2 separate regions of the Homo sapiens genome follow, and region 1 is linked to region 2. Evidence: read pairs that join two places in POLR2A ChIA-PET (ENCODE). Cell type or tissue: IMR-90. All regions are shown on one strand. Links, peaks and the distances in the headings refer to the core of each region. The heading gives the core; the rest is flanking DNA. Region 1 has its middle 27 kb from the start of PRKAA2. Region 2 has its middle 270 kb from the start of LINC01753.

Evidence for each region. Peaks named below come from ENCODE experiments on the same cell type or tissue, not always from the same donor. Only the 100,000 strongest peaks of a DNase experiment are listed, where the experiment ranks them.
Region 1: POLR2A ChIA-PET joins it to region 2 with 9 read pairs; 1 of 35 experiments calls an interaction of 5 or more read pairs at or near these places.

What each region holds. Positions count from the first base shown.
Region 1 is chr1:56,611,959-56,624,670 of GRCh38, reverse strand. No RefSeq gene overlaps it. Among named protein-coding and RNA genes, the nearest start is that of PRKAA2, 27 kb to the left of the region's middle. In IMR-90, for the core only: no CTCF peak of the experiment used is centred there; a DNase peak (open chromatin) is centred at 7,460.
Region 2 is chr1:55,668,130-55,680,841 of GRCh38, reverse strand. No RefSeq gene overlaps it. Among named protein-coding and RNA genes, the nearest start is that of LINC01753, 270 kb to the left of the region's middle. In IMR-90, for the core only: no CTCF peak of the experiment used is centred there; no DNase peak of the experiment used is centred there; H3K27ac peaks cover 825 bases.

The DNA of each region.
Region 1 (12,712 bases), core at 2,727-10,726, 940 kb before region 2:
GCTCAGCAGAAACTGCCAGACACTTACCAAACAATCAGATCTTGTGAGAACTCTCTCACTATTACAAGAACAGCATGGAAGAAACAGCCCCCATGATCCAATCACCTTCCACCAGGTCTCTCCCTCAACATGTGGGGATTGATGAGATTTGGGTGGGGACACAGCCAAACCATATTATTTTGCCCCTGGCCCCTCCCAAATCTCATGGTTTTTTTTTCACATTTGAAAACCAATCATGCCTTCCCAACAGTCCCCCAAAGTCTTAACTCGTTCTAGCATTAACTCAAAAGTTCAAGTCCAGCCAGGCACAGTGGCTCACACCTGTTATTCCAGCAGTTTGGGAGGCCAAGGTGGGCAGATCACCTGAGGTCAGGAGTTCGAAACCAGCCTGGCCAACATGGTGAAACCTCGTCTCTACTAAAGATACAAAAATTAGGCAGGCATGGTGGCAGGCGCCTGTTTTCTCAGCTACTTGGGAGGCAGAGGCAGGAGGCTCATTTGAACCTGGGAGGCAGAGGTTGCAGTGAGCCGAGATTGTGCCATTGCACTCCAGCCTGGGCAACAAGAGTGAAACTCCATCTCAAAAAAAAAAAAAAAGTTCAAGTCCAAAGTCTCATCTGAGGCAAGGCAAGTGTCTTTCACCTATGAATCTGTAAAATCAAAGGCAAATTAGTTATTCCAAGATGGGTGGTACAGGCTTTGGGTAAATGTTCCCATTCCAAATGGGAGAAATTGGCTAAAACAAAGGGTCCACAGGGCCCATGCAAGTCCAAAGCCCACTAGGGCAGTCAGTAAAACTTAAAGCTCCAAAATAATCTCCTTTGACTCCAAGTCTCACATCCAAGTCACACTGATGCAAGGGGTGGGCTCCCAAGGCCTTGAGCAGCTCAGCCCCTGTGGCTTTGCAGGGTTCACGCCCTGCAGCAGCTTTCATGAGCTGGCATTGTGTGCCCGTGGCTTTTCCAGGCGCATAGTGCAAGCTGTCTGTGGATCTACCATCTTAGGGTCTGGAAGACAGTGGCCCTCTTCTCATAGCTCCACTAGGCACTGCCCCAGTGGGGACTCTGTGTGGGGGCTCCAAACCCACCTTTATCCTTTTCACTGCCCTAGCAGAAGTTCTTCATGAGGACTCTGCCTCTGTTGCAGACTTCTGCCCGGACATCCAGGTGTTTCCCTACCTCCTCTGAAATCTAGGCACAGGTTCCCAAAGCTCAGCTCTTATCTTCTGCTCACCTGCAGGCCCAACACCACATGGAAGCCATCAAGACTTAGGGCTTGCACCCTCTGAAGCAATGGCCTGAGATGTACCTTGGCCCCTTTTAGCCAGAGCTGGAGCTGGAGCATGAGATGCAGGGCACCAAGTCCTAAAGCTGTTCCGGTGAGAAAACCATTTTTCCCATGGGGCTTGTGATGGCAGGGGCTGCCATGAAGATATCTGACATGCCCTGGAGACATTTTCCCCATTGTCCAGGCTACCAACATTTGGCTAGTCATTACTTAGGCAAATTTCTGTGGCTAGCTTGAATTTCTCCCTAGAAAATGGGTTTTTCTCTTCTGTCACATGGTCAGGATGCAAATTTTTCAAACTTTTATGCTCTGCTTCCCTTTTAAACCTAAGTTTCTCGTCTCCATCTGAGACCACCTCAGCCTGGACTTCATTGTCCATATTTCTATCAGCATTTTGGTCAAAACCATTCCACAAGTCTCTGGGACTTTCTAGACTTCCAAACATCTTCCTATCTTTTTCAGAGGCTTCCAAACTGTTCCTACCTCTGCCTGTTACCCAGTTCCAAAGCCACTTGCATATTTTCACGTTATCTTTATAGCAATGCCCCACTCTTTGCGGTACACATTTCCTGTATTCATCACTTTCACACTGCTATAAAGAATAACTGAGACTGGGTAATTTATGAAGGAAAGATGTTTAATTGACTCACAGTTCTGCATGGCTGGGGAGGCCTCAGGAAACTTACAATCATGGTGGGAGGCAAAGGAGAAGCAAGGCACATTTTACATGGTGGCAGGAGAGAGAGAGAGTGTGCAGGGGAAACTGCCAGACACTTATGAAACAACCAGATCTCATGAGTCTCATGAGAATGCCCTCATTATAATGAGAACAGCATGGGGGAAACTGTCCCCATGATCCAATCACCTGCCTTGACACATGGGAATTGCAACTGGAGATGAGATTTGGGTAGGGACACAGCCAAACCATAACAGATATATTTCCTTTAATTCTCTTTTCTGTGCATATTGTATTAAATATATTTTTAAATAAAAATTGACAAGGGACTTATATGTAGTTTTCAGTTCTGCTCTTTTCACCGGATTTTTTTTTTTTTTTTTTTGAGACGGAGTCTCACTCTGTCGCCCAGGATGGCGTGCAGTGGCACAATCTCAGCTCACTGCAACCTCCATCTCCCGGGTTCAAGTGATTATCCTGCCTCAGCCTCTTGAGTAGCTGGGATTACAGGCACTCGCCACCATGGCTGGCTAATTTTTGTATTTTTAGTAGAGACAGGGTTTCACCATGTTCGTGGCGATCTCCTGACCTCAAGTGATCTGTCCGCCTCGGCCTTCCAAAGTGCTGGGATTACAGGTGTGAGCCCCCATGACTGAACTCACCTGATGTTTTATCCAAAGCAACAAATACTACTTTTTCATTAATGTCCCAACAATCCCTATAGTCTGTTTCTGCTTTATTTTCTAGTATGTGGTATTTAGTAGCTAATGTTTACTAACACTTATCACCACCTACATGCTGCACTTTTTAAAATCTTTGTCTATCTCCTCTCCCACTCCTCTATACACATACAAGAAAATAATATCCATGAAGACAAGAATATATTTATTTTGTTCTCTACTGTATCCCCAGTGCCTAAAATAGTGCGGAGCCCATGGCTGGTACTCTATTTGTTGCATGAACAATCTCACAGAGGAAGGTATAATGGCACCATCACAGTAGATATCTTAATTTAAAAGTAGATTAGATAATGTTAAGTACTACATTGAATGAATGTGAATAATATTAATTACATAGTCAATCCTTTTCATGTCTTACATTAAGTACCCATTCCTAGTTATGTAAGCTAACATGTACAGGTAATGAAATGGACAATTCCTCACGAATAATGAATTAGAGGCTTGCAGCTTATACATAGTTTTGTTCTCAAAATTCTCTTTTTTCCAGACGTTTCTCTTATCTCATCCTCTTTGTCCTGTCTTTTCCTTGTGCTTCATGTATTCCCTATAATCCTGTGTTCCAGCTTCACTGTTTTTTAAAAATTTGCAGTTTGTCATACATACATACTTACTCTTTGAACTTGATTTCACTTTTTTTTTTTCAGACATGGTCTCGCTTTGTCACCCAGGCTGGAGTGCAGTGGCACAATCTTGGCTCACTGCAGTCTCCACCTCCTGGGCTTGAGGGATCCTCCTGCCTCAGCCTGCTGAGTAGCTGGGACCACAGGTTTGTGCCACCATGCCTGGCTAATTTTTTTTGCATTTTTATAGATGCGGGGTTTCACCATGTGGCCCAAGCTGGTCTCGAAGTCCTGAGCTCAAGCAATCTGTTCTCCTTGACCTCCTAAAGTGCTGGGATTACAGGCATAAGCCATTGTGCCTGGCCTAAACTTGATTTCACTTTGATTGATGTTTTGTTCATTTGTTCAGCTACATCTTATAATACATACCTTCAATGAAATTCAGCAATTATCTACATTACCTAGATGTTAGGTAGTAGGGAATGTACCTATACGAACTCCCATCTTCTATATAATTAAAACCTGGATCATTGGAAATATTTGTATTCAAAAATCCTGTCTCTTATCTTTATCAATAATGTTTGTATTTTCTCTATTCTTTAACATATATACATAACAAGATGCATATAAAAGTTACATTTTTAACTCCACTCGATGCTACAAAATTATTTAAATAAGATAATGCATACGAAAGTGCTTGGTTGTGAACCAACTGGTATAGGTCAGGAAAAAGAAACTTAAAAAATAGAAAAATTTTAAAAAGAAAGTGCTTGGTAAGCTTTCAAGCACTGTGCATACATTATCCCAATGCAAGCATCTCAAACTAGTATAGTATGTCACTTATACATACCATTCCATGTGTGAAAATCCTTCATGTGCTAGAAGGCCATCCTCAAATCCTCATTCCAATTTTCAGTCTGAATAAACCTAGTTTATTTAAAATTTCCTCCTACAGTCTCTTTCTCAATCTCTTTTTTTAATCCCTTAATGATTTTTGTATTTTGTGACTTTTCTCTGATCTATTATTTAGCTATCTTTGTTACTATGATGATTTCACAAGTGACCCTCACTTTATTAAATAAAGCTATGCGAAAATAGAATCTGTATAAATTGTGTCATATTACAAATCCACTAAGAGAGCTACAGTTCCTTTTTTTTGTTCTTGAGACAGGGTCTCACTCTGTCACCTAGGCTGGAATGCCATGGTGCGATCACAGCTCACTGCAGCCTCGACCTCCCCAGCTCAAAGAATTCTCCCACCTTAGTCTCCTGAGTAGCTGAGACCACAGGCATGCACCACCATGCCCGGTTAATTTTTAAATTTTGTTATAGGGATGAGTTCTCCTTATGTTACCCAGGCTTGTCTCAAACACCTGGCTCAAGCGATCCTCCTGCCTTGGCCTCCCAAACTGCTAGGAGTACAGGTGTGAGCCACTGTGGCCAGTCCCTAGTGTTTCTTAAAGATCCTTTGTAGAGAGGAAAAGGGCATTAGAAAATAACTTATGTTTATGAGTTCGTGCTCTACTGCTGATCTGTAATATGACCTTGTTACTGAGCTTCTAAGCCCTAGTGTCCCATCTGTAAAGTAGAGGCTGTCAACCCCTCCTGCAGTGGTTCCCAATGGTTGGGGTCATGGGGCACACTTAAAAATGTGCAGGAGTGTTTTCAGTCCCCACAATAACTGTGAGTGGTTGTTGCTATTTAATGAGGAGACTGAGTTTAAGGGGAGTGAAGGGCAGGGACATAAATACCCTGCAATGCCTGGAGCAGTCCCTCTTAACTAGCAATTGTCCTGCCACAAAATGTTGGTAGTGATGTTATTGATAAACAGATAAAGCAATACCTTTGATGCCATTTCTACAGCTACCTGACCCCCGACCTCTGGAAGGAGACTGTATTTACCAAGTCTCCCGATCAGGAATTCACTGACCACCTCGTCAAGACCCACACCAGAGTCTCCATGCAGCGGACTCAGGCTCCAGCTGTGGCTACAACATAGGGTTTTTATACAAGAAAAATAAAGTGAATTAAGCGTAAAAAAAAAAAAAAAGAAAATTTCTCCTGATAAACTAGTGAGCACTAGATAGCAGAACGGGAGCACTTTATGATTTAAAAACAAAAAAAAAGCTGGGCATGGTGGCTCACACTTGTAATTCCAGCACTTTGGGAGGCTGAAATGGGAGGATCACTTGAACCCAGGTGTTCAAGACCAGCTGTCTCTATAACAAAATGGAAAAAAAATAGCTGGACCTGGTGAGGTGTGCCTGTATGTCCCAGCTACTTGGGAGGCCAAGGCAGGAGGATCGCTTGAGCCCAAGAAGTCAAGGCTGCAGTGAGCTGTTGGGATTGCACCACTGCACTCCAGCCTTGGTGACAGAGTGAGACCCTGTCTAAAAAAAAAAAAAAAAAAAAAAACAGGGAAAAAAAGAAAGAAAAAAAAACGAAAACCCATTCAGAATCCCTGAGACTTTTCTGCCCCGCTAAGATAATAATTTTAAAATTGTTTCCTGCATGTCTGTCCAAATAAAATTTGAAATTCTCCTGTTATGTAGAAAATATCTTTAAAATCTCTGATCAGCTCACCAGCCAGATAAGGAGACATCTGTTGATTACTTTAGAAATAGATGAGCTGATTTTCATTTTGTCTGTGTTTCTAAAGTATTACTTGGCTTTAGTCAAATCAGGTAAGCCATATTCCTAGTTGTAAATTGTATCAGATGTTTCTTTGGACGTAGACGTTCTTTGTCTCTTTGAAGGCCTAAGTTAAAAGAACTTTTCTGCTGGCTCTTCCTTACACCTGTCTCCTCCCATCTCAGGGCTTCCTTTGCCTTGCAGCCCCTTCTAGGCACTACTAGGGGCGGGCATCCAGACATGGGCAACCTGGAAGCCCAACAGGTGAACTTATGATGTTAGAGATCACAGCTAATGGATAACATCTTCCTCTTTTCTACTGCCTCCCCCACTAAGTGGGCAGTCCTGAGATACAGTGTATTCTGATTCTTAGGAGCACGGCACTTGGCAGCAACTCACACATGACATCCTCACTCTGACTCTTCCTCCTTCCTTCTTTCACTGTCTTTGTCCTTAACTCTTCTTCCATGGGATTGTACTCCCTAATAAAATAAAAGAATATAAACTCACTGCTTCAGACCTGCTTTTGGAAGATCTCAGCTAAGACATAAGTGAAGTGGAGAACTGAAACCATCATTTGGTTATTTCAGACCAATCTCTTACGGAGATCAATTTGGATTAATTTACAACACAGGAAGTTAAGTACACAAGAACAATCATATTGCCAATTGGCAAGTAAAATGAGCTGTCAGCACTGTCCAACCATCATACCACATTTCTCCTATAAGCTCACTTTCCTATTCATGGAGATATCTGTTTCATAGAATATCTATCTCCATGCCTATTACTTTCAACTGACAACCTCTCTTCAAATTAAATTGAGAAAGTAGAAACCATCAGATGGGCACAGTTTCATAATCTTATCATTAGATCCATGAACCCATCTGCATCTGCCCTCACCTCTTCCTTCTTTCCTGTTTCATCTGATGATGGGTTCTTTCTCCTACGGTTGGCCAGTTCTTCAATATAGATCTAATTCCCTTTGCTCTCCTCAGGGGGTTAGTTCCTTGTTGTTTTCCACTTTTTCTTCCACCCTCTCACTTCACTGAATTGTTCCCATCTGTATTCAAAATATTCTCTCATCTTTAAAAGACCTCCCTTCATCTCACATTCTCCTCCAGCTATTTCTACACTTCTGTATTTCCTATCCCAGTTAAGCTTCTCTGAAGGAAAAGCTGTAATCCATGTTCTTACCTTCTATTTACTCCTCAACCCACTTTAATTAGGCTTCTGCCTCCATCACTTCAGTGAAACTGCCCTTATTGAAGTCACTAATGACTTCTCTGTTGCTCAATCTAATGATCATTTTTTATGGCTTCATTTTAACTCAGCCTCAAGCAGCAATCAACACAATGAAACATTCTTTCCTTTGTATAGGCCCTTTCCATGCCTTCCTTTTAACCCTGCTCACGTGCTGTTATTTCTCCATCTCCTTTGTGTGCTCCTCCTTTTCTTTCTGTTGCTTCTGTTGTCAGTCCTGTAGGCTTGGTCTAGACCTCTCCTGTCCTCATTACATACTTAGGCATTCTCATATACACCCATGACTCAAATTACACCATTTGCAGATGACTCACAAATGTATAGCAACAACCGAGACCTCTCCCCTGAACTTTATTTCCATGTAGTGCTTACTAACATATCTTTGAATATCAAATGCACCTCAGTCTCAGCATGTCTAAAAAGCCAACTCAGCCCGGGCAACATAGGGAGACCCTGTCTCTACAAAAATAAAAAAATTAGCTGGGCGTGGTGGCACGCGCCTGTAATCCTAGCTACACCAGAGGCTGAGGTGGGAGGATCGCTTGAGCCTGGGAAGTCAGGGCTGCAGTGAGCCGTGATCACACCACTGCACTCCAGCCAGGGTGACAGAGTGAGACCCTATCTCAAAAGATTAAAAAAAACAGAACAACAAAACATTAAAAAGCCAACTCGGCCAGCCATGGTGGCTCATGCCTATAATCTCGGCACTTTGGGAGGCCAAGGTGGCCACATGACCTGAGGTTAGGAGTTCTAGACCAGCCTAGCCAACATGGTGAAACCCCATCTCTCTTTTTTTTATTTTATTTATTTACTTATTTATTTATTTATTTATTTATTTATTGAGACAGAGTTTCTCTCTTGTTGCCTAGGCTGGAGTGCAATGGCACATTCTCAGCTCACTGCAACCTCCGCCTCCCGGGTTCAAGTGTTTCTCCTGCCTCAGCCAACAAGTAGCTGGGATTACAGGCATGCACCACCACTCCTGGCTAGTTTTGTACTTTTAGTAGAGACAGGGTTTCTCCATGTTGGTCAGGCTGGTCTCGAACTCCCGAACTCAGGTGATCCGCCTGCCTTGGCCTTCCAAAGTGCTGGGATTACAGGCGTGAGCCAGTGCGCCCGGCCCGTGAAACCCCATCTCTACTAAAAATACAAAAATTAGCAGGGCATGGTGGTGCACACCTGTAATCCCAACTATTCGAGAGGCTGAGGCAGGAGAATCACTTGAACTTGGGAGGCGGAGGTTGGAGTGAGCCAAGATATTGCCATTGCACACCAGCCTGGGCAACAGAGTGAGACGCCGTCTCAAAAAATAAATAAATAAAAATAATAAAAAGCCAACTCACTATTTCCACCCCTGCCCCACACCAACTCTGCCCCAACCTGGCTGTCTTTCAGTTTTTCCTGTTTTAGTGATTGGAATCACTGTCCATCAACTCATAAAAGAAAAAACATGATTAAGGGAAACACTCCCTTAAACAATCCATCGCTAGGTTCTATCTTTTTACATATATTAAATCTATTAAAAATATTTACTCAATCTTTCTACTTTGCCACAACCACTGCCACCAGAGTATGTCAGTATCTCTTGCCTGGACTACTCCAATTTTTGTTCATCCAGCAGCTAGAATGATGTTTCCAATCCCCAAATCTCATTATTTCACCCAGTTGCTTAAACTCCTTAAATGGTTTCTATATATTTTAGAATAAAATAAGAAATCCTTAACATAGCCTATAAACCCTGCCTGTTTGCTACCAACTGATTCTTGCTCTCCAACTGATTTTCTTTTGCTCTTTGTGTTTTCAACACATTGACTTTCTTTTATTTCCTTTCCATGCACATTCCTACCACAGTATCTTAGGAAATGCCTTTTCCTCTGCCTAGAATGCCTTTTCTCTAGTTAGTGCCTCTTCAGTCTTCCAATTAGTATTATATACTCTCTCCTATGTTTTTTGTTTTGCTTTGTTTTTGTCTTTTTCTTTGTTTGTTTTTGAGACAGGGTTTTTCTCCTGTTGCCCAGGCTGGAGTGCAATGGCACGACTTTGGCTCACTGCAAACTCTGCCTCCTGGGTTCAAGCAATTCTCCTGCCTCAACCTCCCAAGTAGCTGGGATTATAGGTGTGCACCACCATCCCCAGCTAATTTTGTATTTTTAGTAGAGACGGGGTTTCACTATGTTGATCAGGCTGGTCTCTAACTCCTGACCTTCAGTGATCCACCTGCCTCGGCCTCCCAAAGTGCTGGGATTACAGGTATGAGCCACTGTGCCTGGCCTCTCCTATATTCTAAGATACAAATAATATGTGTAAGAGCATGTCCAAAGAGTTCACAGGACTTTGAATTAAAGCAGCGGCTTCAGGGATTAAAAGTCAGAACTGAATTTGAAACATTCCTACAAGGTAAAATTACTTTAATTGTATGTCTATTTTGATGGTGGCAGGGAATAAGAGGAAGGTTGGAGGTAATCTCCAAATGTTTGAGTTGTTTGACTTAATATCTAGAGGTTCCTTGAAGGAAGATGACAAATTAAAGAGAAGAAATAGGTTTACAAGAATGACTACCAGTTAATATCTAGCAAAATTATACATATATATTAGTTATTTGACTTAGCAATTACACTTCCAAGGCTCTGATATGGCTTGGCTCTGTCCTCACTGAAATCTCATCTCGAATTCCTATATGTTGTGGGAGGGACCTGGTGGTAGGTAATTGAATCATGGGGGCAGGTCTTTCCCATGCTGTTCTCATGTTAGTGAGTAAGTCTTATGAGATCTGATGGTTCCATAAGGGGGAGTTTCCCTGCCCAAGTTCACTCTTTGCCTGCTGCCATCCATGTAAGATGTGACTTCCTCCTCCTTGCCTTCTGCTGTGATTGTGAGGCTTCCCCAGCCACTTGGAACTATGAGTTCTCCATTAAACCTCTTTCCTTTGCAAATTGCCCAGTGTTGGGTATGTCTTTATCAGCCACGTGAAAACGGACTAATACAGTAAATTGGTACCAGTAGAGTGAGGCACTGCTGAAAAGATACTCAAAAATGTGGAAGAAACTTTGGAGCTGGGTAACAGGCGAGACTGGGACAGTTTGGAGGGCTCAGAAAAAGACAGGAAAATGTGGGAAAGTCTGAAACTTTCTATAGAATTATTGAATGACTTTGACCAAAATGCTGATAATGATATGGACAATAAAGTCCAGGCTGAGGTGGTCTCAGATGGAGATGAGGAACTTGTTGGGAACTGGAGCGAAGGTGACTCTTGTTATGTTTTAAGCAGAGACTTGCGGCATTTTGCCCTGCCCTAGAGATTTGTGGAACTTTGAAATTGAGAGAGATAATTTAGGGTATGTTGCAGAAGAAATTTCTTTTTAAAAATATTTTGTTATACTTTAAGTTCCAGGGTCCAGGTGCACAACGTGCAGGTTTGTTACATATGTATACATGTGCCATACTGGTGTGCTGCACCCATTAACTCGTCATTTACATTAGGTATTTCTCCTCATGCTATCCCTCCCCCATTCCCCCACCCCATGACAGGCCCTGGTGTGTGATGCTTTCCGCCCTGTGTCCAAGTGTTCTCATTGTTCAATTCCCACATGTGAGTGAGAACACGCAGTGTTCGGTTTTCTGTCCTTGTGATAGTTTGCTCAAATGATGGTTTCCAGCTTCATCCATGTCCCTACAAAGGACATGAACTCATCCTTTTTTATGGCTGCATAGTATTCCATGGTGTATATGTGCCACATTTTCTTAATCCAGTCTATCATTGATGGACATTTGGGTTGGTTCCAAGTCTTTGCTATTGTGAATAGTGCTGCAATAAACATATGTGTGCATGTGTCTTTTTAGTAGCATGATTTATAACACCCAGTAATGGGATCACTGGGTCAAATGGTATTTCTAGTTCTAGATCCTTGAGGAATCGCCACACTGTCTTCCACAATGGTTGAACTAGTTTACACTCCCACCAACAGTATAAAAGCATTCCTATTTCTCCACATCCTCTCCAGCACCTGTTGTTTCCTGACTTTTTAATGATCACCATTCTAACTGGTGTGAAATGGTACCTCATTGTGGTTTTCATTTGCATTTCTCTGATGACCAGTGATGATGAGCATTTTTTCATCTGTCTGTTGGCTGCATAAATGTCTTCTTGTGAGAAGTGTCTGTTCATATCCTTTGCCCACTTTTTGATGGGGTTGTTTGACTTTTTCTTGTAAATTTGTTTAACTTCTTTGTAGATTCTGGATATTAGCCCTTTGTCAGATGGGCAGATTGCAAAAATTTTCTCCCATTCTGTAAGTTGCCTGTTCACTCTTATGGTAGTTTCTTTTGCTGTGCAGAAGCTCTTTAGTTTAATTAGATCCCATTTGTCAATTTTGGCTTTTGTTGCCATTGCTTTTGGTGTTTTAGTCATGAAGTCCTTGCCCATGTCTGTGTCCTGAAGGTATTGCCTAGGTTTTCTTCCAGGATTTTTATAGTTTTAGGTTTAATATTTAAGTCTTTAATCTATCTTGAATTAATTTTTGTATAAGATGTAAGGAAGGGATTCAGTTTCAGCTTTCTACCTATTGCTAGACAGTTTTCCCAGCACCATTTATTAAATAGGGAATCCTTTCCCCATTTCTTGTTTTTGTCAGGTTTGTCAAAGAACAGATGGTTGTAGATGTGTGGTGTTATTTCTGAGGGCTCTGTTCTGTTCCATTGGTCTATATCTCTGTTTTGGTACCAGAACCATGCTGTTTTGGTTACTGTAGCTTTGTAGTATAGTCTGAAGCCAGGTAGCATGATGCCTCCAGCTTTGTTCTATTTGGTTAGGATTGTCTTGGCAATGCAGGCTCTTTTTTGGTTCCATTTGAACTTTAAGGTAGTTTTTTCCAATTCTGTGAAGAAAGTCATTGGTAGCTTGATGTGGATGGCATTGAATCTATAAATTTACTTGGGCAGTATGGCCGTTTTCACGATATTGATTCTTCCTATCCATGAGCATGGAATGTTCTTCCATTCGTTTGTGTCCTCTTTTATTTCATTGAGCAGTGGTTTGTAGTTCTCCTTGAAGAGGTCCTTCACATCCCTTATAAGTTGGATTGCTAGGTATTTTATTCTCTTTGAAGCAATTGTGAATGGGTGTTCGCTCATGATTTGGCTCGCTGTTTATCTGTTATTGGTGTATAAGAATGCTTGTGATTTTTGCACATTGATTTTGTACCCTGAGACTTTGCTGAAGTTGCTTATCAGCTTAAGGAGATTTTGGGCTGAGATGATGGGGTTTTCTAAATATACAATCATGTCATCTGCAAACAGGGACAATTTGACTTCCTCTTTTCCTAATTGAATACCCTTTATTTCTTTCTCTTGCCTGACTGCCCCGGCCAGAATTTCCAAAATTATATTGAATAGGAGTGGTGAGAGAGGGAATCCCTGTCTTGTGCCAGTTTTCAAAGGGAATGCTTCCAGTTTTTGCTCATTCAGTATGATATTGGCTGTAAGTTTGTCATAAATAGCTCTTATTATTTTGAGATATGTTCCATCAATACCTAGTTTATTGAGAGTTTTTAGCATGAAGG
Region 2 (12,712 bases), core at 2,194-10,193:
TATAATAATTAAAAAAAATTGTCCAGAATTAATTGAATACTAATACAGAGAAAAATAAACCTTTCACAAAAAATTCAATCCCAGATGGATTGTAGACGTAATGCGATAAGTAAAAAATAAAGCCTCTGGAAGATAACCTACAATCGTATATTTATGACCTTGAGGTAGGTACATATTTCCTTAATAGAACACAATACACTAACCATAAAGGATGCATATATATGACTTTAGTAATAACAACATTTTTCTGTGCATTGAAAGTTACCGTTAAGACAGTGAAAAGACAAAAAAGTAGGGAGAGATATTTAAACTACACCTATCCAACAAAAGATTTATAATAAAAAATTAAAGGATTCCTATAAATCAATAAGAATAGGACACATAGCACAATTTTTAAGTCAGTGAAAAGACTTAAAGAAGCATATCATGAAAGAGGATGTTCAAATGGCCATTAGCACACGTTCAACATTAGTAGCCATCAAGAAATGTAAATTAAAACCACAATGAGATGCACAATGAGATGTCACTACATATCCACAAGAATTACTAAAATTTGTTTTAAATGACAATACCATGCATTTCCAAAAGTGTAGAGCAGCTGGAACTTTTATGCACTGCTGGTAGTGGTGTAATCTGTCTTTGGAAAACTAGAAGAGTCTATTAAGGCTGAAAGAATGCACAGTCAATGGCCAAGCAATTTAACATCTAAATATATACTTACAGGCCCAAAGAGATTGGGACCTATTTTCAGCATTCTTAAAGAAAGGAAATACCAATCAAGAATTTTACATCCCATCAAACTAAGTTTCAAAAGTAAAGGAAAAATAAAAACTTTTTCAGACAAGCAAGCACTAAGGGAATTCCATTACCCCTAGACCAGCCTTACAAAAGATCCTTAGGAAGTTCTAAACATGAAAAGAAAAGAACAATAGCTGTTACCACAAAAATACACTTAAGTGCATAGCCCACAGGCCCTGTAAAGCAACTACACAATAGAAACTACAAAGCAACCAGTTAACAATTTCACAATAGAATCAAAACCTCACATATCAATACTAACCTTGAATTTATAACACATGAGCTAAACACCTCACTTGAAAGGCATGGAGTAGTAAGTTGGATCAAAAAAAAAAAATGAGACCCATCCATCGTCTGTCTTCAAGAAACCCATCTCACATGTAATGACACCCACAGGCTCAAAGTAAAGAGTTGGAGAAAAATCTGTCACTCAAATATTTATTTAAAAAAAAAGAAGAGCAGGGTCACTATTCTTATACCAGATAAAACAGACTTTAAACCAACAACAGTAAAGAAGGACAAAGAAGGGCATGACATAATGACAAAGGGTTCAATTCAACAGGACAACTTAACCATCCTAAATACATACACACTCAACACTGAAACACCCAGATTCATAAAACAAGTATGTCCAGACCTACAAAAAGACTTAGATAGCCACATGATAATAGTGGGGTACTTCAACAATCTACTGATAGCATTAAACAGATCATCAAGGGAGAAAATTAACAAATAAATTTTGAACTTAAATTTGACACTTGACCAATCGGACCTAATAGACATCTACAGAGTACTATACCCATCAACCATAGAATATACATTCTTTCTCATCTGCACACAAGACATTCTCTAAGATTGACCACATGCCTGGCTGTAAAGCAAGTCTCAAGAAACAAAACAAAATTGAAATCATGTCAACCATACTCTCAGACCACAGTGAAATAAAAATAGAAATCAATACTAAGAAGAGCTCTCAAAACCACATAATTACATGGAAATTAAATAACTTGCTCCAAGTAGCTTTTTGGTAAACAATGAAATTAAGGCAGAAATAAAAAAAATTTGAAATCAATGAAAACAGAGACACAACATACCAAAATCTCTGGCATGTAGCAAAAGTACTGCTAAGAGGAAAGCTTATAGCACTAAACATCTACATCAAGAAGTTAGAAAGATCTCAAATCAATGATCTAACATCACACCTCGAGGAACTAGAAAAACAAGAACAAGCTAACCTCAAAGGTAGAAGAAGAAAAGAAATAACAAAAATCAGAGTAGAACAAAATGAAATTGAGAACTCAAAATTCATCTAATAAAACCAAAAATTTGTGTTTTGGTTTTAGGATAAGCAAGATCAATAGACTGCTAGCTATATTAACAACAACAACAAAAAAGAGATCTAAACAAGCACAATCAGAAGTGACAAAGGTGACATTATAATCGACCCCACAAAAACATAAAGATCTTGGGAGACTATTATGAACACCTCTGTGCACAAAAACTAGAAAATCTAGAGGAAATTGATAACTTCCTAGAAACACACAACCTCCTAAGATTGAAGCAGGAAGAAACTGAAACCCTGAAAAGACAAATATTGAGTTCCAGAATTAAATGAGTAATTAGAAACCTACCAAACACACAAAAAAAGCCCTGAGCCACATGGATTCATAGCCAAATTCTACCAAACATATGAAGAACTGGTACCAATTCTACTGAAACTATTGCAAAAAAGAGAGGATCCTCTCTAACTCATTTTACAAAAGCAATATCACCTTAATGCCAAAATCTGACAAAGACAAAACAAAGAAATCTATAGGCCAATAGCCCTGATGAACATAGATGCAAACATCCTCAACAAAATACTAGCAAACTGAATCCAGCAGCACATCAAAAAGTTAATTCACCACAATCAAGTAGGCTTTATATCTGGGATATAAGGATAGTTCAACATATGCATATTAATAAATGTAACTCACCACATAAACAGAATCAAGAACAAAAACCATACAATAATCTCAATAGGCATAGAAAAAAGCTTTTGATAAAATTTAACATCCCTTCATGATAAAAAAAAAAACCCTTAACAAACTAAGCATTGAAGGAACATGTCTCAAAATAAGACCCATTTATTACAAACCCACAGCCAACATCATATTGAATGGGCAAAAGCTGGAATCATTCTCCTTAAGAACAGGAGCAGGACAAGAATGCTCACCCTCACCACTTCTGTTCCACATAGTACTGCACATCCTAGCCAGAGCAATCAGGAAAGACAAAGAAAAGGCATCCAAATAGGAAAAGAAGTCAAATTATCTCTCTTCATGAATGATATGATTCTGTATCTAGAAAAGCCTAATGACTCTACCAAGAGGCTCTTAGAATGGATCGACAACTTCAGAAAAGTTTCAGGGTGCAAAAATCAATGTACAAAATCAGCAGCATTTCTATACACCAATAACATTCAAGCTGAAAGCCAAATGAAGAATGAAATTCCTATTGGGTGTCAATGTACACTGCTCAGGTGCTGGGTGTACCAAATCTCAGAAATCGCCACTAAAGAACTTATCCATGTAACCAAACACCACCCATTCCCCAAAAACCTTTTATTGAAATTTAAAAAAATTTAAGAAGAATTCAATTCCATTTACAATAGCCACAAATAAAAATACCTAGGAATACAGCTAACCAAGGAGGTGAAAGATCTCTATAAAGAGAATTACAAAACACGACTGAAAGAAATCACAGATGACATAAACAAGTAGAAAACCATTCCATGCTCATGGATTGAAGGGATCATTATCTTAAAATGTTAATACTGCCCAAAGAAATCTACAGATTCAATGTTATTCCTATCAAACTACTGATGTCATTTTTCACAGGATTAGAAAAAACTATTCTAAAATTTATATGAAACCAAAAAAGAGCCCTGACAGTCAAAGCCATCCTAAGCAAAAAGAACAAAGCTAGAAGCATCACAATACCCAATTTCAAACTACACTGTAAGGCTACAGTAACCAAAACAGCATGGGACTGGTACAGAAATAGACACATAGACCAATGGAACAGAATAGAAAACTCGGAAATAATGCTGTACACCTACAACTATCTGATCTTTGACAAAAATCAACAAAATAAGAAATGGGGAAAGGACTCCCTATTCAATAAAAGGTGCTGTAAAGACTAGTTAACCATATACAGAAGAATGAAAACAGAGCCCTACCTTTCACCATATACAAAAAAATAACTCAAGATGGATTAAACACCTAGATATAAGATCTCAAACAATAAAAATCCTAGAAGAAAATCTAGGAAATACCATTCTGGACATCAGCCTTGCCAAATAATGTATGGCTAAGTCTTTTCAAGAGCAATGGTAACAGAAATAGAAATTGATAAGCAAGACCTAATTAAACTAAAGAGCTTCTGCACAGCAAAAGAAACTATAAACAGAGTAAAGAGACAATCTACAGAATGAGTGATAATATTTGCAAACTATGCATCAGACAAAAGTCTAATATCCATAATCTCTAAGGAACCTAAACAATTCAACAAGCAAAAAAACAACCCCATTAAAAAGTGGGCAAAGGGCCAGGCTCGGTGGCTCACGCCTGTAATCCCAGTACTTTGGGAGGCCGACGTGGGCATATCACGAGGTCAGGAGTTCAAGACCAGCCTGGCTAACATGGTGAAATCCCGTCTCTACTAAACAAAATACAAAAAAAAAAAAAATTAGCCGGGCGTGGTGGCGGGTGCCTGTAGTCCCAGCTACTCGGGAGGTTGAGGCAGGAGAATGGTGTGAACTCAGGAGGCGGAGCGTGAAGTGAGCTGAAATCGCGCCACTGCACTCCAGCCTGGAGCCTGGGTGACAGAGCGAGACTCTGACTCAAAAAAAAAAAAAAAAAAAAAAAAAAGTGGGCAAAGGACATGAACAGATACTTCTCAAAAGAAAACCTACAAGCGGCCAACAAACATAAAAAAAAGTTCAACATCGCTAATCATCAGAGAAATGCAAATTAAAACCAGATAAGATACCATCTCACACCACTCAGAATGGCCATTATTAAAAAGTCAAAAAAGAACAGATGCTGGCAAAGCTGCAGAGAAAAGGGAACACTTACACACTGTTGATGGGAGTGTAAATTAGTTCAGTCACTGTGGAAAGCAATTTAAATATTTCTCACAGGACTTAAAACAGAACTACCATTTGACCCAGCAATCCTATTACTGAGTATATACCCAAAGGAAAACCAAGTGCTCTACCAAAAAGACACATGCACTCGTATGTTCATTGCCACACTATTCACACTAACAAAGACACAGAATCAACCTAGGTGCCCATCGGTGTGGACTGGATAAATAAAACATGGTACCTATACACCATAGAATACCATGCAGCCATAAAAATAATGAAATCATGTGTTTCCAGCAACATGGATGCAGCTAGAAACCATTATCCTAAGCAAATTTACACAGGAACAGAAAACCAAATACCACATGTTCTCATGTATAAATGGGAGCTAAACATTGGGTATACTGAACATAAAGATGGGAAAAATAACTGGGGATAAACACTGGGGACTACTAAAGATGGGAGTGTGGTGGGGGAAAAGGGCTAAAACACTACATATTGGGTACTATGCTCACTACCTGAGTGACAAAACCATTAATACCCCAGACCTCACTGTCATACAATATGCCCCTGTAACAAACCTGTGCATGTACCCAATGAATATAAAACAAACGTTGAAATTATTTTTAAAAAAAAATCTTAAATGGGCAATGATGCAAAGACATACAGAGTGGTAGAACGGACATTAGAAACTCAGAAGTGGGGAGGGTGGGAGCAGGGTCAGGCATGAAAAATTATTGGTTGGCTACAATGTACACTATTTGGGTGATGAGTACACTTAAAGTCTAGACTCCACCACTATACAATTTGTTCATGTAACCAAAAACTCCTTATAACCCCTAAAGCTATTGAAATAAAACTTAAAAGAAAAAAGAAACGGGCAATAACAATTCACAAAGGCTTCTCATAAACATTAATAATTGTTCATACAAAGTATGAGGGCTTCTCAACCTATCTGTGTTTGTTTCAAGTACTGAAATTTTTGCAAGCAAGATTAAAGAAGTATTAAAGTAAATATTCATTCTGCACTCTTTAATTTTTTCTGATTAACAATGAAAATTTATGAAATTATTTTTAAAAATTGACAACTATTGGGAAAAAAATAAAATAGGTCTTTGGTAAAGAAAAATTGGGGAACCATTGAGCTACATCATCACTTGTAATGCTTCTCCCCAGTAGCACAATTACACAGTGTTTGGGATCAGCTATGGGGCTTGTTTTAAGTCATTCGTTATGAGTATTGATTAAAAAAACAGTGATTGTGAGTGTTTTATACATTTTTATGAATTAAAGTAGATTCAAATATTTCTATATTTTTTCATTTAGATACTCAAATGCTAATTTATGTGGTAACAAAAATGATGGTATTTTGTGAAGTTTACAGAGAACCAAACAGTTCTGAATGTGCTCATGGGTGTTGTTTATGTTAGCATCATCTGTCACATATATCTTACTTCAAAGCTTTTTTTTTACTCCCTTTCCTCTGAATCTCCTTGAGCTTCATTTTTGTCATTCATAAAGCAAGATATAATCATTTTTACCTACCTTATACGCTGATATAAGGATTACATAATAACACCTGTTCAATGTGTACTGTCTGGTCAATGCTCTACCAGGCATTTCCCACATATTTTTATTTTCTGGATCTGACATTCTGGGTATAAAATGTGAGTCAATCTCTTCAGCTGAACAACAGCTTATGTCAAACTCAGTCCATTATTTTATGAAAACTTGATTTTCTTCATGGAACATTCTAAGAAACCAACACACTTTACAGGAGCAAAAATGAGAAACAAGTTTTCACCCTTTGTAGAGTCGTGTTTTAGTGAGCCAAATACAAATTAAAAAGCATTTGTTCTGGGGATTAATTTTTTAAGCAAACGTAGAGCCATACAACCCTAATGTCTATCCTCTTCTACTTCATAGCTTGTATCCACACCTGAAACAATAAATAACTGTCTTCTTTCAATAGAATGTAAACTCCAATCAGCCAGCTATTTTGTCAGTTTTATTCATCATCTAACTTCAGAGTCTAGAAGACTTCCTGACACATAGTGACCACCCAATAAATATTCACTGGCTAACTGAACAAGCATGAATGAATGAGTGAATAATGGGAGGAGAGCTTCAGAACCATAATGCCAAGCCAGCAGTCTCTGATTGTATATTTCCTATCACTTAAGCAGACACATCCCTGGTTTCAGGAGAAGGCTCTACTTGAATATCCTGTGTTAACACGTCATCTGTAATTATCCACAGTCCATTGTTCCTTCTATCAGTCAGTGTCTGACAAGAAACAGAACACCCACTATGTTTAACTGAAGGAAACTTAATGAAGAGATTATTTACAGAAGTGTGGATAGTGTCAAGGGAACCAACAAGAGATAGTAACATACCCAGACACCAATGATGGCAAAGAGCTATGACCACTCCAATGGCTAAAGGGACAAGGAGAGGGACCAACATTGCCCAGTGAGTCTGGAAGATCAGGAAGAGGGGCTGCCCCGCCAGGGCTGCTGTTGGAAAGGGATGCAGCCACTGCCAAACACATGCAACCACAGTGAGTTAGAGCGGAAGTTGAAAGATTGAGTACTCACACCTTCCTCTCTGTTGCCCTCCCTCCAGTATCCTGCAGCACTCACTGGCCAAACTCAACTGGAAAACAAAGAAGAAAGAACCTGGGTGATACACTCCATAGGGACCAGAGTCTGGGGGCTCAGAGCAAATCAGAGAAGAGTAGAGAGCACATCTTGAGGGACTAACAGGGAAGAACCAACACAGCCCCTTCACATATTTTCCACCCATTGGTGGAAAACGAGCTGAAATATTCACTGTGCCCTCTATCTTTAATTCTTTGTGACAGGCTTTAATCCTCTCTCCCCAACTACATTCACTGGTCTGTCGTCTTCTCGATCTTGTATGATCACATGTGGAAAGCAAATACGAGTTAAAGGGTAATCACATAGTAGGGGTACTCAGTACGTGAGCACCCAGCAGATGTCAGACACTGGGCTGAGCACTGGATAGAGAACAGCAAATGGAGCTCCTCTTTCCTCAAGGTACTTACAGACATAGAGCGGAGGATTCAAAAGAAAGAGAACAAATCAACTAAAATTGTAACAAGGCAAGATAGCAGTTTATTGGGAATAAATGAAGAAAACCATGAAATACTTTCTTAATGAAAAATGGAAGGCCTGGCACAGTGACTCCTGCCTATAATCCGAGCATCTTGGGAAGCCAAGACAGGAGGATTGCTTGAGCCCAGGAGTTCAAGACCAGTTTGGGCAACATAGTGAGACCCTGTCTCTACAAATAATAATTTTTAAAAATTATATGAGTGTGGTAGCACATACTTGTGGTCCTAGCTGCTCAGGAGCCTGAGGCAGGAGGATCACCTGAGCCCAGGAGGTTGAGGCTGCAGTGAGCTGTAAACACACCACCGCACTATAGCCTGAGTGATGAAGTAAGACCCTGTCTCAAACAAAAACAAATTAAAATTTTTACAAATTTTATAAAAGGAAAAATAGAAACTTACATTATTGCATTCATTTCTACAAAGTTTTATCTTCTTTAAGCTTTTGTATTTTACAAGAAAAAAAAGACATTGGTGTTGATTTGAGGTAGCCAAAACAATAGTGAGTAGAAATAATTTCTGGGCACAAGAGTAGAAAGAGAAGCTTTGGAATCAAAGAACGGGAATCAAATCTTTGTTTCTACCACTTTGAAGTCCAAAAGTACTGCAATTTCATCTCTACATGGTGATAGTGATACCTATGCTACAGGGTGGCTGAGAAAATAAAATTATTTGACTTTTTGTACACAAAAGCATTTCTGGGCACTGTGCTAAGAATTCACGGTGTTATTTCTTTTTCTTTTTGCGGTGTTATTTCTAGTTAAAATATTCAACCAATATATAATGAGTAGGGTAGAAAATAGACCTGATATAGGTGAAATCTCTATATGTCCCTGTAATTGTAATTAAGGCCATCTTGGGAATAAAATGTTATAACACTGTCCATATGATTTCAAATTGTGCTCTCAATTTTCTACCCCAGGAAAAAAGCACATGATTGCACATCAAAAAACTTCTGCTCAGTGGCTAAGTTTCAGATTAGAGTTAATTTCAAGGTTGATTGGAATGTCAGAGTTAATGATTTTGTCCCCAAAAACTTGGAATTTGTAATTATCCTAAAGACTGTAAACAGCGTTGGAAAGAGCTATTTGTCTTCAGCTTGTTTTTTCCCAGAATTTCCCAGAACTGCTCCCTACCATAATCTCTTTCTGCAATAACCTCAACTGTATGCAATAGTATAATAGTTAAAACTGTGGCGCCTGGCACTCTTCTGAATTTACAAACCAGTCAGTCTATTATCAGTGTTGTTATTAGGTCACCAAGATTGTTTAACCAAAAAGTGACACAATTCTTTACCCCAACCCCCATCCATTGTTTGGCTAAGGCTAAATAAAATATGAGAAAAATATAATAAACTAAATAAGTTGGTTTGAATCCCAGATAATAAAGCACATGTGTCAAAAAGAAGTGAAAGAAGTAAAGTTATTTAAATATGGGAAATTTGTTAGTTTTCGGTAGCAAATCAGGACTGAGAAAATAGAACGGAGTAGAAAAGAGGGAAGAAGAAAGGGAAGGATGAGAGGGGAAAAGAGGGGAGCCAGGAGAGACAGAGTGAGAAGAAAGAAGAAGTAGAAGGAGGAGGAAGAAGAAAAGACAAAAAAGGAAAAGAAAGCAAGTGTGAATCCAATCCTGCAAAAGTTCACAATAACATTAGTTTCTAAGAAGAATGGGCTTGGTCCCCTATTGTGGCATCCAATGTCACTGGTATTTAAATGATTCCACCATCCAGAGATTATTTATGAACTTCAAGACCATAAATCTGTTCTGGATGACCGTGGAGCATGGCTTATGTCCTTTGGGACATGCTATGTGATACAGCTAAGCCTCTATTCCAACCCATTCCCTATCCTTGATGCGTTTCTCTCCACAGTCGTTCAGTCTTCTCATATTAAGTTGGAATTCCACACTGGCAGAGCTAGAGGGCTCTTGGAGTTCATTTAGTCCAGCCCTGCTATTCTAAAGAGAAACTAAAGCCCAGAGAAGAACAGCAGCTATTTGTCCAAAAAGCCAAGGCTAGAAAAACAATACTTGCTCCAGTCTGAGGTACCTCACAAAAAACAAAAATGAGATTTTATACAGGGCTGCAGTTGGGATAAGAGGATCAGGAATTGTTTACCTCACCCCTGAACTACCACTCCCTGTGCTCAGTGATTCTTTTGACAGGAAGCAAACAAAGTCTTCTGCTCTTCGGGGAGAATGAAGAATGTTGGGACTGACATTTATTGAGCGCTTTGTATGTGCCAGCCACTGTGCTCCTTGCTTCATATTCATGATCTCATTTAATCTTCACCACAACCTAATAACCTGGCTTCTCTGAGCACCAGTTTCCTCATCTGTAAGATGACCTTCCTAAGGTCACATAGAGTAAGTTTGTTTGCCTTTTAAACAGCAATGGTGCTGGGGAGTGGGGTGGATTTTGGAACCACTTGGATAAAGACACACAAAAATTAAAATTATCTGTAAGTTCTGAGTATTCTTTTCAGAATCACTCCTAACAGCAGAGGGATAGAGATAGAAAGCTATGGGAAGATGAGAGAAGTCTTCATTCATGTGCTTTTTTCACAGTCGGCTAAGTTGTATTAACAATTTTGTTAGTCAAGGGAGGCTATCATCTATATAACAAGCACAGCTTTGTTGTTAAGCCATTGAGATTTGAGAGTTCTTGCCCACTCCACGGTGCAAGCAAGTGTTCATCCAGCAGACTTCTTCACGGTGATTCAGAGCTCAGATTCCTCCCATCTTGTGGCACTGCCATCTTCACCATGTGACCTCCAAGGCAGCCACAGAAAAAAAGAGGATCGAGTACTGTGCAGAAGAGAATACATCACTACTACCCACCTGCCACTGGCTCTACCATGAGTGCAAAGGGCTGGGATGAGGCTTAGCTGTGTGCCTGAGAAAAGAGGAAACCAGGCCTGTGGTAAGCACTAGTGTTCTCTGCCACAATATACGGCCTTAAACAGGCAAAGAATTCTCCCATTATGTCAGAGAGTACCCCCAATAACCATGTGAGTTCAGTACCCTCAGAGTGAAGCTCTGAGGGGAGAATTAGATTCTATCAATGTTACACAGACTTAGGCTGTAGACACAGAAAAGCTCAGGTCATATTTCAGATATAAATGCAAAGTTCTTTCCTCCAAGGTCCCAGGCAATCCTGTGCTGACCAAGGGAGCTAGAAAACATTTGGCTCCTCCTTACCTAGCACAGCATCTGTAAGGCATTTCTCAACACTGAGTGAACGTCATGATAGCAACACACAGGCTGAGACACTCAGCCACTCCTTCATTAATGCAGCCAAGGAAGGAAGAGCCTGGGCTTTTCTGTCTAAATTCTTAGAATCATTGAGTCAAGCTGGCCTGGGAAATCTCAAGATATCACGTTGGCACAGTCTAGGTAGAGGAAATCAGGCATCCTGACTTCTCACTCAGAACTTTTCAAGCTTCCAAGAGTACTGCGGCCCTCTGGTTTCTGCCCAAGAGATAACTGGAAAACTTTTTCCAGTGTCTCTCCATACAAGATAATGGTTTACAGATTGGAAAGTTAAAGCATAATCTTCAAACACAAAAGGTGGGTTTGCTTCAGTATGTGGCTGATAAAGTAAAATCAACTGTCTATTAAAAACAAAATAAACACTGAGAAATGGAACATTAATAGAAACCAAACTAGAGGCAAGAAACCTGAATTTTGGATCTGGCTGTGACATTTACGATTTGTGTGATCCTGAACAGTTAGCTACAATACTCTCTGAATCTTGACATTCTCTTTTGTTGAAACCAAATGGGTTAGGTTCAGTGGTTCTCAACTAGGGGCCACACTGTCCCCTAAGGGGCATTTGTCAAAGCATGAGGGCATTTTTTGATTGTCCAGTTGTGCCTGGAGGATACAACTAGCACTTAGCAAGTAGAGAGGCCAGGGAAGCTCCATGTCCTGCAGTATGTGAAATAGTCTCACCCAATAAAGAATTATCCCTCCCATAATGCCAGTGTCATCACTGTAAGAAGAAAAATCACCCAGGATAATATATCACTACTAGGATCAAAGATTTTTTAACATAAAATTAGCCTAACTTTCTGCTTTCCTGGCTAGGAAACTCACAGCAAATTGGAGAATTCTCATTCACAGCTCCTTGTAACCTAAGTGCTTGGTATTATACTTTCTATCCCTTCTTTTCCTCATTCTCACTATATACTATCCCTCTCTCTCCTTCTCTCCAACACACAGACACACACACACACACAGACACACACACACACACACACACACACCAATTTCAAGCTTCTTAACTTTTCAATCTTACCTTAATGGTCCAATTTTAAATAAATCTTTTTTTCTATTGTTAATATACTTTTAAAAATAATTATTTTTTATTTTTATTTCAACACTTTTTGGGGTACAGGTGGTTTTGCTTACATGAATAATTTCTTGTCTTTTTCTTTTTTTTTTTTGAGATGGAGTTGCTTTCTTGCCATTGACGCTGGAGTGCAGTGGCGCGATCTTGGCTCACTGCAACCTCTGCCTCCCAGGTTCCAGCAATTCTCCTGCCTCAGCCTCCCAAGAAGCTGGGATTATAGGCACACACCACCACAACTGGCTACTTTATGTATTTTTAGTAGAGACAAGGTTTCACCATGTTGACAAGGCTGGTCTCGAAC